2 separate regions of the Homo sapiens genome follow, and region 1 is linked to region 2. Evidence: chromatin contacts called from ENCODE Hi-C data. All regions are on one chromosome and are shown on one strand. Each heading gives the region's core, a stretch centred on a gene start or an enhancer-like site at or near the end of the contact. The rest is flanking DNA. Distances are from core to core; before and after follow the strand shown.

The links. Hi-C counts contacts between places; a loop is a spot of excess contacts on that map. Pooled maps may share reads with other maps.
Region 1: a loop to region 2 is called in a pooled map, with 2.2 times the contacts of the local background. The contact joins two enhancer-like sites. A Hi-C loop is called at or near these places in 2 of 37 single-sample maps with no recorded cell type and 3 of 50 pooled maps.

Annotation. Positions count from the first base shown.
Region 1 is chr1:59,353,554-59,356,253 of GRCh38, forward strand. All of the region lies in intron 4 of FGGY (FGGY carbohydrate kinase domain containing), which reads left to right. Among named protein-coding and RNA genes, the nearest start is that of FGGY, 58 kb to the left of the region's middle. Within about 2 kb of position 1,343, at least 10 of the 41 ENCODE cell types and tissues checked have a DNase peak (open chromatin) inside an H3K27ac peak, as active enhancers do.
Region 2 is chr1:58,804,790-58,807,489 of GRCh38, forward strand. The region is part of intron 1 of JUN-DT (JUN divergent transcript); the gene reads left to right. Among named protein-coding and RNA genes, the nearest start is that of JUN-DT, 21 kb to the left of the region's middle. RefSeq lists a silencer at 108-402. Within about 2 kb of position 1,427, at least 7 of the 41 ENCODE cell types and tissues checked have a DNase peak (open chromatin) inside an H3K27ac peak, as active enhancers do.

The DNA of each region.
Region 1 (2,700 bases), core at 93-2,592, 550 kb after region 2:
CAGCCAACTTCGAGCTGTAAAGCTGATTAACTTACTTGAGTACCTTCTACTTGTTTCCCTTGACATTTACCAGTGCCGCCAGTCTCAGAATGTTTTTACTTCACAAGAGTTATTTTATTTAATCTTTACAGCAGTCTGTGGGACAGATATTATCTCTTTTTATATTACCAGATGAGGAAACTGAAGCTCAAAAAAGTTAAATAACTTACTCGTGGTCTCATACTATGTAAGCAAACCCATGTCAAGAGCCACACCATTAGCTCTGTTCCCTCATCTGCTACCTTATGGGAACCTGTGCACTTTCAGTGTGGGAATCCAGAAGTGGTCTCTGCCACCAAGAAATTACAGTCTAGTTAAAGAATAAAGATACAGAGCAACCAAGCAGTAAGAGCAGAACAAGAAAATAGATGAAAATAAGAGCTAAAGCGTATGTAGTGCTTGTTAATACATCTGGTACTTTTCTAAGCATTTTACCCATGATAATTCATTTATTTCTCACAGCTACCCTATAATTATTGTATTTTTCTTTTCTTTTCTTTTTTTTGAGAGGGTCTTGCTCTGTCACCCAGGTTGGAGTACAGTAGCACAGTCTTGGCTCATTGGAACCTTTGCCTCCCAGGCTTGAGCGGCTCTCCCACCCCAGCCTCCTGAGTAACTGGGACTACAGGCACACACCACCATGCCCAGATAATTTGTGTATTTTTTTGTAGAGATGAGGTTTTACCATGTTGCCCAGGCTGGTCTCAAACTCCTGAGTTCAAGTGATCCACCCACCTCGGCCTCCCAGAGTGCTGGGATTACAGGTGTGAGCCACTGTGCCCAGCCTAATTATTGTCTTTTACAGATGAGGAAACAGGCACAGAGACTTTAAGCAACTTGCCCAAGGTCACTCAGCTAATAAGTGGCAAGGCTGGGATTTGAACTTTGGCATTTCACATCCAGAGTACGGGCTTATCACCATTTTGCTCTACTGCCTCTTTCAGCGTTTGCTTTGCAGGCTTTGCATAAACTAGTTTAGGGAAGAAATTTGTGGGTGATGGCTTCGGGAGGATCTGAGGCTGTGAACAATGGTCAGTAGCTTCATTGTTTCATTTAAGAAATACTGAGTGTCTCCTGTGTGAGAGGCACTTTGCTGGGCGCTGGAGATGCCAAGGTGAATGAGTGGGATAAGGGCCCTGGGGTAGGCTTCTGGGAACTTAGAGTCTAGTGTAGAGAGGCAGAAAATAGACACACACAAAGTAATTTTGTTTTCTGGAAAATGCTACGAAGGAAAAACACAGATGAACAGATTTGGCATAGCGAGTGTGGGCCTCTCTTGGGAGTTTTTGTTTGACCTGAATGATGAGATAGGAAGGAGGAGCAACAGATTCACTGTGGGGGAGGAAAGCACCTCATGAGATCAGCAAAGGAGGTCAGCTGGGCCAGGAGGGTATGAGCAAGGCACAGAGGCGTAGGAGGGGGTTTGGCGAAGTGGGCAAAGGCTGCTGCATGCAGCCTTGAGGCCAGGGGCAGGAGTTTGAGTTTTATTCCAAGATCAGTGGGAAATGGTTGATGGGCTTTAAACATGGGTGTGACACAGTATGTTTTATGACCTTAAAAAAATCATTCTGGCATATGTGCTAGGTAGATAGTAAATATTTGTATAGCAACAACAAACTTCATACTGTTTTTTTTTTATTATTATACTTTAAGTTTTAGGGTACATGTGCACAACGTGCAGGTTTGTTACATACTGTAATGTTAAAGGGAAGAAAAGTTAGAAGACTAATGAACAGTCTTATAAATACATTTGTTTAAAGAAACTATCAGTATGGAAAAAAAGACTGGCCATATACACACAAGAAAACATTAATACTGGTACACTGTTCATGGTTGGAAGAGTTTGCTACTGTTTTAGCACAATGCTCATGCTTTTATTACTTAGTAATTTTCCATTCAAAGCTTGTAGTCATAGCTAACCTTTCTGGTTGACAACACTTCATTATTGAGCAAGGGATTTTTTTTTTTTCTTTTTGGGCTTATTTTCCTAAAAAGCAACATGCTAGGGACTTCACAGGCAGAATTTTATCTCTGCCCTTTAGTGACACAGTGTAACAGCATGCTGTTTTACTGTATCTGTGTGGCAGTATGAGGAAACCAAGACTCAGAGGACTTAAGTAGCATCCCCAAAGCTACACAATAGTAGGTTGTAGAGCCCAGATTCTCACCTAGTCCAGTCTGCCTCCAGCTCCTGGGATCTAACTATTGCCTCTCACTGCCTGCTTTTAAAGGGCACTCATTTCTTCCCACTTGCCAGGGCTACAGGCTGGCAGACCACTGGCTGAATCTGGTCCCCAATCAGGTTTAGTTTGACCTACCATGTGCTTGGAAAAAAAAAATAAACAATTTTAAATTAGTTTCCAATATTTAAAAATTGAGAAATTTTATCTGAAAATTCAGATTATTTATTTTCCTGAATAAATAATGAAAGAACTTGGCAATACAGGGTCCACACTTCCATGCAGAAGGGAACGGCTGGAGCTGAATAGGGGCTGCCTTCTTTAGAAGGGGTCGGCATTCTTCATTTTGCAGCAGTCCTCACCCAGCCTGCTACACTCATTTCCTTTTTCAGCCCTACCCCTCTGAGCACTTGAATTTGAGACTTAGGCTGTGGGAATTTGTTCAAGGAATCTGTCATTACTTTTCCTCTAGCAAGCGCTT
Region 2 (2,700 bases), core at 177-2,676:
TCCATTTTTCCCTCTTTCCACTATTTTCCTTCTCCCTTTTCATAACACTTTCCTTTCTTTTACCTTTTTGGTCAGCTTCTATCTACTGTGATTGAAGCCCTCTGTCCAGGTCACCAGCCATTGTCTCCTGGATTGTGGCAGCAGCTTTCTAACTTGTCTCCTTGCCTCTATCTGTCCCTGTTGTTTCATTCTCCATGCAGGGCAGTCCTTCTGTAACCTGAACCAGACCTTGCTGCTCCTCTGTGCCACTCCCTCCGGTGGCTTCTCATCACCATGGCCTGCAAGGCTCTGTGTGACCTGTCTTCTGGCACTCCCTGACCTCCCTCTTAGCTCAGTCTGCTCCAGCCTCAAAGGCCTTCTGGCTGTTACTGGAACATTCAAGCACATTCTTGCTTTGGGTCTTTTATAAATATATACATCTGTCTGTGTGTATATATATATATACACACACACACACACACACACAAAAACACACACATACACACACATATATACACACACACATACACACACACACATATATAGTTCTCTCTTCCTCCAGATATCTGTAGGCTTCATCCTCTCACTTCCTTAGGCCTCTGCCCACATGGCACCATATCAGAAAGGCCTTCCCTGATGACTTAATATTAAAAAAAAAAACCCAAGCACTCCCAGTCCTCCGTTTTAGTTTTCCTCTTTTCTCTTATCAGTGGCATATTAGACACTTATTCATTTACTTATTTATTTTCTCTCTCCCCTGAGCAGCACGTGACCTCTATAAGAGCAGACTTGGTTTTGTTTTCTGCTGTGTCCCCAGAACCTGGAGCACAGTAAGTGCTCAATAAATATTTGCTGGATTTTGTGAATGTGTGTGTCCCCTTTATGAAATGGCACGGAAGAGCCTGCACTGACGCTCCAGGTGATTTGGGGCCTGAATGGGTCACTGATCAACTTTTATCTTAACCAGACCAGGGTGATGAGGAGAATTAGGTGGCTGCTCAGGGGCCCTTCACACACATACCTTTGGGACCAACGCTGTTTCGTCTGCAGCAATGGCGTGCCTGGCTTTCATGCTTGTGGTTTGTACCATAGTTGTGATGTTGTCTAGAATTCCCATGGCAGCTTTACAATATGATTAATTTTGCTCATATAGATACATATCGATTACGGATAAAGATGACTCAAGGTTTAAATTTAGCCCCACCACAACAAATTGAAAGTCACAGGTGTGCTACCTAATTGCTCCCAGACTATGAAAACAAAAGCACAATGTCTGCCAGCACTGAATCACTCTTCTCCACCCTTTTTCTCCCTTCCCTTCATGTTCTCTGTCTTAATTCTGTTCATGTCGTAAACCGTGGTAGCTTAGAAAAGTGAAAAATAACATCCGGAGTCCAAAGTTCCAGTCCTGACACCACCACTTGTTTACTGTGAGATCTCAAGCATGTTACCCCACCTCCCTGAGCTTCAGTTTCCTCTTTTGTAGAATAGACCTACTTGAAAACAGGTGCTCAATAACGTGTTGAATGAAAGATGCCTAAGTGAGACAGCATGGGTAGAATGTCTAGCCCAGGGTGAGCACTCAATAGATGCTAGTCACCGGCCATGCTAACTGATGCACCTGACTGTGCTGTCTTCATGAACTTTCTTTGGCTTTGGTTAACCATTAGGATAGGCAACCCAGCTGAAAACAGAGGATGGCTCATGACAAGGCCTTTCCTAATCAGTCTCTCACAAGGGCTTTTATGGAGGCCCTACTATGCGTACAGCAAGGTGGAAGATTCAGGGGTGGGTGGAGCATCAAGCCAGCGAGAGGCATAGTTACTGCTGCTATTGGTGCCCTGTGGCTGCTGTAACAAATGACCACAAGCTTTGTAGCTTAAAGCCACAGAAATGTATTCGCTCACAGTTCTAGAGGGCAAAGCATTTGAAATCAAAATGTTGGCAGGGCCACGCTCCCTCCAAGGGCCCTAAGGAAGAATCCACTCTCTGCCTTTTGCAGCTTCTGGCGACTCCTGGTGTTGCTTGGCTTGTGGAAGCACAGCTCCGTTCCGCGCCTCTGTCTTCACATGATCTTCCCTACTGTGTGTCTCTGTGTCTCAAATCTCCCTCACCTTTCTCTAATAAGGAAACCAATCATTGGATTTAGGGTCTACCCTAAATTCAAAATGTTTTCATCTTGAGATCCTTAACTTAATTACATCTGCAAGGACCCTATTTCTAAATAAGTTCACATTCATAAGTGTTGGGGTTTGGGGTTTAGGGTTTTGACATCTTTTTTGGGGTCCCAATTTAACCCAGCTACAGTGGCCTCCAGGAATTTCAGATTAGGGAAAGGAAGAGCACACACAGATGAACAAAAAAAGTTTCAAGTAGAGTTTGTAAGACAAATCTTATTTGAAGGTGGTTAGTAGGGGGTTGATCCATTAATTTTTTGATCCAGAAATATTCACTGAGCCCCTGCTATGCTGGGTGCTGGAGATAGAAATGAGGAAGCACAGTCTCTGCCTTCAAGGAGTTCACAGACTGCTTCAATGAACAGAGAAATGGACATTTATTGTTGAGCATGGTAGGAGCTGTGGTAGAAGTAGACCCCTGATGCGATGGGCATTAGCAGGTCTGAGTTACAACCTCGGGGCTGGTGTTCAGAGAGGGCTTTCTGCAGGAAGTATTATCCCTTCCAAGGCCTAAAGGTTGAGGGAGTAGGAGCTGGCCAGGCCC